Regions from separate parts of the Homo sapiens genome. Here region 2 is linked to region 1. A link is a contact called in ENCODE Hi-C or POLR2A ChIA-PET data. All regions are on one chromosome and are shown on one strand. The core of a region is the stretch at or near the end of the contact, and the rest is flanking DNA. Distances in the headings are between cores, read along the strand shown.

What was found. A loop is a pair of places that touch in the nucleus more often than their neighbours do. ChIA-PET counts read pairs that join two places held with the same protein, here RNA polymerase II (POLR2A). Pooled maps may share reads with other maps.
Region 2: a loop to region 1 is called in a map of naive thymus-derived CD4-positive, alpha-beta T cell, with 2.2 times the contacts of the local background. The contact joins two enhancer-like sites. A Hi-C loop is called at or near these places in 1 of 168 maps with a recorded cell type or tissue (naive thymus-derived CD4-positive, alpha-beta T cell) and 10 of 50 pooled maps. POLR2A ChIA-PET finds 5 or more read pairs at or near these places in 1 of 52 experiments (CD4-positive, alpha-beta memory T cell).

Annotation. Positions count from the first base shown.
Region 1 is chrX:65,924,218-65,929,723 of GRCh38, reverse strand. No RefSeq gene overlaps it. Among named protein-coding and RNA genes, the nearest start is that of MIR223HG, 88 kb to the left of the region's middle. RefSeq lists an enhancer at 3,009-3,208. Within about 2 kb of position 2,948, at least 5 of the 41 ENCODE cell types and tissues checked have a DNase peak (open chromatin) inside an H3K27ac peak, as active enhancers do.
Region 2 is chrX:65,686,120-65,691,625 of GRCh38, reverse strand. The region is part of intron 1 of MSN (moesin); the gene reads right to left. Among named protein-coding and RNA genes, the nearest start is that of MSN, 21 kb to the right of the region's middle. RefSeq lists a silencer at 3,052-3,101. Within about 2 kb of position 3,110, at least 4 of the 41 ENCODE cell types and tissues checked have a DNase peak (open chromatin) inside an H3K27ac peak, as active enhancers do.

The sequences.
Region 1 (5,506 bases), core at 1,699-4,198:
TCCACTGTTGATGTCCCCACATTTAAAACAAAAGATTAGTTTCTTAGAAATTATATACTTGGTTTATCCTCCACCTTCTCTTCCCTTAAAACAAGAGATCTTTTAGCACAGGCACCACCTTTGGGGTTTCCAGTACATCAGCATCAGCCTGGGGATCGTGTTCTCATCAAAGGGTGGAAAGAAGGGAAAGTCAAGCCAGCCTGGGGAGGACCCTACCTTGTGCTGCTAACCATGAGACTGCTGCTCGTACAGTGGAAAGGGATGGGTACAACACACCCAAGTCAAGCAATGTCATTATCCTCAGAATCATGGACCATTGTTCCTGGATCAAGCCCTACCAAATTAAACCTAAGGAAAGCTTAGTCTATCTTTTCCTTTCCTTTCCTTACCCAGTGCTTATATCCATTACTATTCCTACCACTAGCAACTCTAACCCCACTTTAAAGCACTTCTATGGTTTTGGAGCAGAGGTCACTGGAAAGGATCCTACAGGCTTCTTTAAGGTGTGCTTTGTTCTCCCTACTCCACCTCCTATGGCTGCCCCTTTCCCAAACCTGTGAAATCAAACTATGACTTGCCTCATGCCAAATGAAACAAGCAAGTTCTCAGTAGTAGAAATAGGAGGACTAAGGCAAACCATAGCCATTGAAACAGAGTATAAAGATGTAAATGCCTGGTCAAAATGGATTCAATATTCCACCCACAAGTTAAACTAAGACAATTGTTATGCTTGTGTGCACGGCAGGCCAGAGGCCCAGATTGTCCCTTTTCCACTAGGGTGGTCCTCCAATTGACTGGGCTTGGGCTGTATGGTAGCTCTTTTCCAGGATTCTACAGCGTGGGGTAACATGTCATGCCAAGCTCTCTCTCTGCTATATCCCGAAGTTTGACACCCTGTGGCTCAGCCCCTGGGGGCCATCCAGCTTTGATCTCTCAGAACTAAGTTCACTTCGTGTCTCTCACGACAGGGAGGAAGCTTAACATTCCTTGGAGACCTGAAGGGAGGCAGTGAGCTTAAAATTTTCAAAAGCTTACCAATTAGTCAGCCCTTATTCATCCCTGAGGAGATGTGTAGTGGTATTATGGTGGACCTTTACTGGACACTCTGCCAAGTAACTGAAGTGGTACTTATGCTTTAGTCCAGTTGGCTAACCCTTTCGCCCTGGCATTTCATCAACCAGAGAAAGAAAAAAAAATAAGACATCATAAAGCAAAAGAAGCCCCTTATGGGTCTTTTGACTCTCATATCTATTTAGACACAATTAGAGTCCCACAGGGAATACCAGATCAATTTAAAGCCCAAAATCAAATAGCTGCAGGATTTGAGTCAATATTTTGGTGGGTGACAATTAATAAAATGTAAATTGGATAAACTACATCTATTACAACCAACAGTGATCTATTAACTACACTAGAGATGCTGTTAAAGGAATAGCTGAGCAATTAGGGGCTACTAGCCAGATGGCTTCGGAAAAATAGGATAACCTTAGACATGATATTAGCAGAAAAGGGAGGAGTTTGCATCATAATTAAAACTCAATGTTGTACCTTCATCCCAAACAACTCCGCCCCTGAGGGAAGTATAACAAAGGCATTGCAAGGTCTGACTGCTCTGTCCAATGAGTTAGCCAACAACTCAGGGGTAAATGGCCCCTTTACAAGATGACTAGAAAAGTGGTTCAGTAAATGGAAAAGAATAGTAGCCTCAATTCTTACTTCCCTTGCAGCCGTAATGGGTGTACTTATTCTTGTCAGGTGCCGTGTCACACCATGCATCCATGGGTTGGTGCAAAGGCTCAAAAAATGACACTTACTGATACCTCCCTTAACTATCCTCCACCTTATCCAGAGAAGCTTCTTTTGGAAAATCAAGCAGAACAACTAAGCCAAGACATGTTAAAGAAGTTTGAAGAGAAAGAGCTGTAAGGAAATGCAAGAGGAGGGGTTGTTAGATATGAGTTCTAAATTTCTCTTCAAAGAATCAAGATGTCAGTATGTTCAATTATTTGCCTTCTACTTTTAAACTTAACTTCTTCTTAAAGCAACCTTTTTCGAGTACCTGCTCCACCCTGACTCATTCCAATTACCTGCTCCACCCTGACTCATTCTCCACCCTGACTCATTCCAATTTCCTGCTCTGCCATAACCATTTTTCCCGCCAAACCACTCACCCTGTTACTCTCTTTAAATTAACCAATCGGAATTAGTTTAGCCTGTGCATTCTAACCCTAGCCAATAGGGGAATGACACAGCAGCAGGGGACAAGTGTGTCTGGAATAAGAACCCCTTCCCCTCCCTTGTCCAGATGTGTGCTCACCATTGCTCCATCTGTAAGGCTGCACCCTTCTATAGAAGTACATTGCCTTGCTGAGAATTAAAAAGAAAATTTTATATTCAAGTGCTATTTATTTTGTGGCACTGAAACTTTATTTATAACAGTAAAATGCCACATTATTTGAATGATTTTAAAAAAACATAATCATCTCAATCAATGTAAAAAAAAAAAGCACTTGACAAATCCAAACCATTTGGTAACTTAAAGAATGCATTCAATAAACTAGGAATAAAAGGTAAATTCTTCAATATAATGAAGGGCATTAATTGAAAATCCACAAGGGAATGTTGCAGCACTACAGCCTGGATGACAGAGCCAGACCCTGTCTTAAAAAAACCCAGGGTCCCAGACCAAGATGGTAGATTAGAAGCAACTGTGGTCCATGGCACTCAAGGAGAGGAATGAAAGGGGTGAGTAAATACACACTTTCAACTGAAGTATCCAGGTACTCTCATTGGAACTAATCAGGGAAACAACTTGACCCACAGAGAACAAAAGCAGGGCAGGGCAACAGCCCACCCTGCAGTGACATGGAGCCAAGGGAACCCCCACCCCTAGCCAAGGGAAGTGGTGAGTGAATATGCAACCCCAGGAAACCACACTTCTCCTACAGATCTTTGCTACCCTCAAATTAGAAGATCCCCTCATGAGCCTTGTGCCTAACACACAGAACTGTGTGGAGTCTCAGCAGAGCAGCTTCTCAGCCACACACAGAAACCCAGTGTTATAGGAGTTATTAAGAAATTATTTTAGGCAGATAGAGAGGAAAAGGGGTCCTTGGGAAGTTTTTGTTTCTTTTTAAGCAGCTCCTGCTTAAATATAGAAAGCAGAAATGCTTCCTGTCTAGAAGGAAAGCTCCGACTCTTAGAGCTGGGCAGGAAACCTTTGATATGCAAATGCAAGCCACTAGAAACTGGGTCCACCCAAACATGGCGATTCCCACAGTTGTCCTCTTGCCCTTGCCCCGACATGTGCCTGGCAACATGGCTGCCCCCACATATCCCCACGTGTGTAGAACATCATGGTGCCCTGCATTTGCATATTTAAAAGCTAGGGTGGGAGGGCCAGTTTTTTATGGGCTACATGATGACATGCCTGGTCAAACCAATCCCCTGAGCCTTATGCAAACCAGACACTGCCTCCTCCAGCCTCCTCATATAACTAGCTGATTTCCATTGCACTCAATGTTTCCTCTCCCATCTTTGGAGCCCCACTCCCTTGGTCTCTGTATGGGGGAGCTTCTTCCTTCTTTCTTGCCTATTAAACTCTCCATTCCTTAAAACCACTTCACGTGTGTTCATGTCATTTTATCCAATTCAATTCGAGACGAAGAACCCTGGTGTTCCTCCACTCATCTGAGTTATATCACCAGGAGCTTTACATACTCCGGCCCTGGAATCCTCAACAAAGGTGAGTGCAACTCAAGCAAGGTGGGAGATTGGTACATACCCTTAGGAAGGGGGCTGAATCCAGGGAGCCACGCAGTATCAGTCTGCGGGCCCACTTCCACAGGACCTCACAAGATAAGACCACTGGCTTAGCCAGATAATAGCAATAGGATGGAGACTGCCTGAGACAGGATACAGCCCCTAGGGAAAAGTGGGCCACCATCTCTGCTGTTTTGTCAACTCAGCCATTCTAGCCTGCAGGCTTTGAAGTGCCCAAAGAGTTCGAATGAGGAAGGGTTCCCCCAGCACAGCACAGCTGCTTTGATAGAATGTGGCCAGACTGCTTCTTTAAGCAAGATCCTGGTTCATTTCTCTTCACTGGGTGGTACTTCCCAGATGGGGCCTCCAGCTACCCCTACCCATCTATATTCTATGGAAAGAACTCTGATCTCACCCTGGAATGAAGTGCCCAGAGGGAGGGGTGAACCACCACCTTGGTGGTTTGGACAACTCAGCCATCCCAGTCTGCAGGCTTTGAAGGGCCCAAGCTGACAAGATCAGAGGCAGTGCCCCAGCATGGCATCACTGTTTTCCCAAGGTGTGGTCAGACTGCTTCTTTAACAGGGACTCCGATTCATTCCTCCTCAATGGGTGAGACTTCCCAGCTGGTGCCTCCAGTCACCCCCACTTACTCATATTCTATGAACAGAGCTCTGATCTCTCCCTAGGGTGGAGTGCCTGAGGGCAGGGCAGGCCACCACGTTGGTTGTTTGGAAGACTTGATGACAGCCATTCCAGCCAGAGGGTTTTGGAGAGTCCAAGTCAATAGGGGCAGAGGCGGTTCTGCAGCATGACAAGGCAGTTTTGTCAAGGCATGGTCAGACTTCTTTTTTAAATGGAAACCTGATCCACTTCCCCTTATAGGGCATATCCTCCCAGCTGGGGCCTCCATCTATCCTCTTCCATATTCTAAGAACAGAGTTCTGATATCTCCCTGGGATGGAGTGCCCAGGGGGCAGGGCAGACCTCCACATTGGCTGTTTGGATATCTAAGCCAGTCAAGCCTGTGGGCCTTGGGGAGCCCAAATTGCTCAGGGGCTGAAGGGATCCCCAACACACCACAGCTGCTCTACCAAAAATCAGCCAGATTGCTTTCTTAAGTGGGTCCCTTATCCTTTCCTCCTGACTGGATGAGACCTCCCAACGGGGATCTCTAGCCACTTCCTACAGGCACATTTGGGCAGCCAACATGTCAGTGCCCCACTAGGATGGAGATTTCAGAGAAAGGGGCACGCTTCCATCTCTGTTGCTTTGTAGACTTCACTTGTGATACCTCCAGGTATGGGAAAAACTGAGGACTAGGGGTCGGGAGTGGGCCCCCAATGAACCAGAACAGCCCTATGGAAGAGTAGCCAGGCTGCCAAAAACAAACAAACAACAAAAACAAAATCCCCCAAAAAAACCCCATCCAAAAGACAGCAACCTCATAGATCAAAGGTAGATAATCTCACAAAGATGAAAAGGAATCAGTGCAAAAATGCTGAAAACTCAAAACTCTAGAGTATCCCCTTTCGTCCCAATGACTACAACACCTCTCCAGCAAGGGTTCAGAACTGGGCTGAGGATGAAATGGCTGAAATAACAGAAGTAGGATTCAGAATGTGGATAAAAATGAACTTTGCTGAGCTAAAAAAAAAAAAAAAAAAAAAGCATGTTGTAATTCAACACAAAGAAAGTAAGAAGCAAAATAAAAGAATGCAGAAGCTGACAACCAAAATAGCCA
Region 2 (5,506 bases), core at 1,861-4,360, 240 kb after region 1:
GGCTGAGGCAGCATAATCACTTGAACCCAGGAGGCGAAAGTTGCAGTAAGTCGAGATTGCACCATTGCACTCCAGCCTGGGCAACAAGAGCAAAACTCCATCTCAAAAAAAAAGGAAAAGAAACAAAAAGAAATAAAAAACATCTACATGTGAAAGTATATACACCTGAAAAGTTAACTACTGCTAAGAATTATAGGTGGATTTCTGGATCCAAGAGGTGCCAGACAGCCAACTGTGGATGCAGCCCTTCCTTTCCTCCCCTGTTAGCTTCCATAGTCTTCAGCCAGGAGATAGGGGGCTTCTGGGGAATCTAATCTGACTCAAGGGAGAGGATAAGACAAAAAATGCCCTTAAACCAATTCAGCAGCTATTGAACCCCTGCAAAGTGTGGGGTATTTTACTCTGCACTGGGAATACAGAGACTATGCCAAGTACTACTTCAAGGGGTTCCCCACCTAGTAGGAAAAAGACATAATTCTTGGACCCCAGAGAATGAAGTGTGTACTATATCCACCCTAAAGCTCCCAGTTACCTTTCTCTCCTAAGAAAAGTTCCTTTTGATACTGGCGAGAGAAAAGAAACCCAAAGTGTCCTACTCATGCTGCTTGCTTCTCTCCATTAAGCACCTTCCCATGCCCCTAGGAAGGACTTGGAACAAAGCCCCCTTTCCTACCATAGAAGGAGCTTATTCTCTACTCGGGATACTACATGTAAAACAGTGGAAAAATAATCAAAGACCACACTGTGATACAGTGTGCCCCAATATGCGCGAGAGCTTGATCCACTCTGAAAGGATAGTAGCAGTAGGGGCTGGGGCCAAGGAGAGGCTGCTCTATGGCTGGGCTCACTCCCTAATCAAGCGTAAAGGCCATCCAGCTGAAGCAGGAAGCAGAGAACAAGCAGTCCTCAGTTCCCAGGCACAAGACACACGTCTTGGACACTGAGACAGGGCTCCAGCCCTGCAAGTCCACATGGATCTGAGGAGTGAAGTCACCAGGTCCTTGAGCTCACCAGCTCCCTATAATGTTCCCACTAACTGAATGTCTTGATGCCCACAGCATTACTCACCTCCTATCCTGTTCTATCCTTCCCCTTTCCCCCAACCACTGGTCTGCTCACGCCCAGACGGTGAACTCACTCTCTAAAAAGGGCTGCTCACCTCCCTTGGGTGCAATTAGTTAACCCCACCCCTTCCTCCAGCACTTTTGGGTTGGGGGCCATAACTACTATCTCCTTCTGGACCTCTGACCAAGTTTAGAGGATGTCCAATTGAACTGTTAGAAGAGTCCAAAGAGCCCTGGAAAAAGCATTAGCTCAGTGCTCAGATCAGCTGTATCCATGCCATATTGACATGGGCACAGGCCTCCCTCCCCTTTCTCTGGTTCAGTTTTGTCACATGTAGCAAGGAGAGGCTTCTATTAGAGATGCAGTAATCAACCTTTGCCCAATGTTAGAATTCCCTGTGGGAGTGCTCAGAAAATATTGATTCCCAAAGCCTTAACCCAAACCAATTAATCAGAGTCTACACGTGCTCCTACAAACTGGTCAAGATCAATTACACAGGCAAGCTGGACTTCCCCAGGTACACCCTGGCCAAGGTAGATCAGAAGGCAGGGAGCCTAGATGGCTCCATGCAAAACTCAGCCCCCTACTATAAGAAGGGCAGCTCTAACAGTCAACATTAAGCTTCATTCTGGTTTCCAAAGGTCATGAGTTCAAATTTCCCCCTTTTTCCAAACCTTGCTTCAAGTCCACAAGAAAAAAAATTAAAATGTATTGGAACTAGCAAATCCAACCCCACATGCTTTGACATCAGGCAAGCATTACAACTTTTCCTTTCTCTAAAGGACCAGTCCTATCTGCCATTGTGAATTGTTTTTTTCATTTGCCACATATGGTCTCTATGGCCCAATTTTAAGAATCTCCCACCCTTCACAGAGGGAATGGTGACAAGAGAGAGCTGCTCTTCCTGCATCCACAGCCTTTTGGCTGCTCTAGTGACACATTCCCATGTGATGGTATCACATTCCTGAGGGCGTACCAACTGCTTGTGACCAGGAACTACCTGGCCACAGACTGGGATAAACCATCTACCTCATGATGTCAGCTTATCACCTGTTTCTGGTGGGTTCTCTATGAACTACCTCTCCAGGGCACTTCTTCCCTCCTCATCCACATCCGGCCTCTAATGATGCCTGTTCACCCCTCCACCCAGTTATGCTCCCTTACAAAATTCAGACACAGCTGACCACTTCCAACTTTTTGGAGCTGGTAGAGTTGTCCATTTGGCTCAGTTCCGCACAGAACAAAACCATTTCTGAGATGTGTGCCACCATTCCCGTACCCATGGGAGGGCAGACCAGCCTCCATTGTTAGGGGAGTATAACATTTCTGAATAAATCAGAGTTTCAGAGCAGGAAATAGCCCTCAGAGGTTAGCCAAACCAACCTCTTGTGGAACAGGCTATGGCCCAAAAACGAGCAAGGACTTGGTCAAGATTGCTCTGGAAAGCTAACAGCAAGGCCCAGCATAAACAACAGCTCTTCAACTAAAAAAGAGTGCCTTTTCCATGATTCTCCAATACCTCTTCCTCTCAACAAAAAGTTGGATTGATGCTCTTGCTCCCACCAAGGTACAAACAAGACTCTACATTAGCTAGGTCTAAGCAGCCCCCAAACAATTCTCACCTACTAATAAGCAACTCCCATATGTCCAGGAGCATGGCAAAACAAAATAAGTTATTGGCTCAACCAGGTGGAAAGCACAATTAGCCTTGAAGGCAGTGGTCTGACACTACCAAGAATGGGTTACACAGGAAGCCAGTTGCAAAACCAGAGTCAGGCCAGGCCCCAAGTAGGCAGGACACAAATATAACAGGTGGCCATCCCCACACAGCCCCCAAGTGCTCTCTCTCTAAACATTAGTCTTGACTTACAATATTTAGAAGAGAGACTGAAAAGAGGTTGGGCAACCACTGGAACGGGGGAAGGGCCAAATGTTTAAAGCTGAAACTTCCTTTCTAGCTTCAGAACTCTGACCTAACCATGACCAGAGCTTAAGTCCAGGCCTTTATGAAACAACACTGCCTTCCCTTCCCACACTCCACCCCGTGCATAGTCGAAAACCAAAGTCTTCTGTCTCCCAATCAAGCCTTGTCTCCATTACTCATTAGCTGAGTAATTTTTGCAGCCACTTAAAGTCTATGAGCCCCAGTTTTCCCTTATGTAAAAGTAAAGATAATAATTCCTGGCTGGGTGTGTTGGCTCACACCTGTAATCCCAGCACTTTGAGAGGCCGAAGTGGGCGGATCTCTTGAGCCCAGGAGTTCGCGACTAGGCTGGCCAACACAGTGAAACCCTGTCTCTATTTTAAAAAATAATTTTAAAAAAGATAATAATTCCTAACCTGCCAACTGTAGAGAGTTGATGAATATCAAATGACATAGTAATAACAATAAAAAAGAGTTTTACAACTATGAAACTTGTTACAAATATAGAGAATTATCATTACTTGGACACTGGAAAAAAATTACAGGGCAATGCCAGCCAACCTGTCAAGAGATTCCTTCAATTCGCATCTGACTTGGCTATTTTAAACAGAAAACTATTTGGAAAATGGGCAGCTATCCCCTAAAATTATAAATCCTTTCCAGCTTCCTAACCCTAGAATTTCTTTTTCTGGGATGTTAAGCAGCTAGAGGTTCCAGAAGAACTTGCCCCAAGAGGTTCCTAATGGCTCTTTTAAGATTTTCTTTAAGCTTGGTTCTTCTTGCCAAAGGACAATCTCAGTAGAGTGTGATGAAGGGAGAACTACTCGACTCTCCCTGGAATAAAAGTCCATGCAGGGCACACTCAAACATGTCTTCTCAACCTCCGATCTTTGAAGGATTGCCTCCTTTCTAATCCGATTCTCATAAATATGCTGCCTCTACCTGAGTTCACAGCTGGAGGGATGGTCAGTGAAGGCACAAATGACCTGAGAAGTAGAAGCCTATCACTTTCCTTGCTCCAGAGTGCAAAGTTCACCATTTTCCTTATAGTTAAGGTCAGTTACCCACATCAACATAAGAGTAATACTCTATGGATTACTCAGCAACAGCAACCTAACCACTTCACCCTGGAAACTTTTAGGACACGTTTGCATAACTAATTATGTGTTATTTGGATTATCAGAAGAGCCTGTATTCCCTGAGCTCACATTATTTAGAACAGGCAGTCCACAGGTAGCTGAGAAGAGAGGGGATTTTTTTGTTTGTTTGTTTGTGTGTTTGTTTGTTTTTTGAGAGAGTCTCGCTCTGTCACCCAGGCTGGAGTGCAGTGGCTCAATCTCAGCTCACTGCAACCTCTGCCTCCCAGATTCAAGCGATTCTCCTGCCTCAGCCTCCTGAGTAGCTGGGATTATAAGCACTCGCCACCACACCCAGCTAATTTTTTTAGTATTTTTAGTAGAGACGGGGTTTCACCATGTTGGTCAGGCTGGTCTCAAACTCCTGACCTCGTGATCCACCCGCCTCAGCCTCCCAAAGTGCTGGGATTATAGGCATGAGCCACCACGCCTGGCCGAGAAGAGAGTTTTATTATGGATGGTTGAGAGATGATTATATGGCAATGCCTCATTGGTCCTAAATGGTCTATAAATGAGCTGTATCACAGAAGTGAACATTTTCTGATAACTGAGGCTCACCCGTTTAAGGATCATAACTATTCTTAGTGGTGAGCTGAAAGTCTTTCATCTACTGATATACTCTACTGCTTTTGTCAACAGAGACTATTAAAACATGATTTAAACTTCTCTGAGCACCTGAATCCTGAACACTTGATTTTCTACGAGCTAACATTTCAGAGCCTTCCACTGCTAACTTATCCAAGTTTCCCACCAATTCTGAGGTTAACACATAATCATTCCCACTTTACCAACGGGAGAAGTGGAGGCTCAGGGAGGTTAAGGGATTTCTCCAAGGTCAAACAGCAAGTAAGTATGGAAACACAGATATTCCTGCAAGCCTGGCCTACAATAAATGCCTGGAGATACTTTGGATCCACACCTTCTCAAGTAGCCCAAAAAATTATTTAAAATGTCATTTCCTTTTCCTTTTGGAACCTGATCTCAAACTCCCTGCCTCACAAAGCTCCTGAAAGTGCCAATCACTAAGAGTGTGCAGGCAGCTTCCTGTTTGTCTGAAGGGGAAGGGAATAATGCCTGCAGTGGCCTGTGGGCCTAGCCCAGTCAGGGTCAACCTCTGGTAGCAGAGGTTCCAGGATTAAAGGCTGGGCAAGCAGAACTCTGCCCCACCAACTGTGGAAGTCTGGGAATAAAAAGGCAAGAGAAAGGTGGGGCCTGCCATGAGTGGGCAGAATAGAGCCAGCATTTCTGGTAATTCTGCTTCTCCTCTAGTGGCCTGGTTCCTTCAACATAATCAATACTCTCAAGTTAGAAAGCTTCTAAGACCAGGACCAGTGACCACTAGGCTAGAATTTTTCTTTCAAAATATTTGTATTTCACAAAT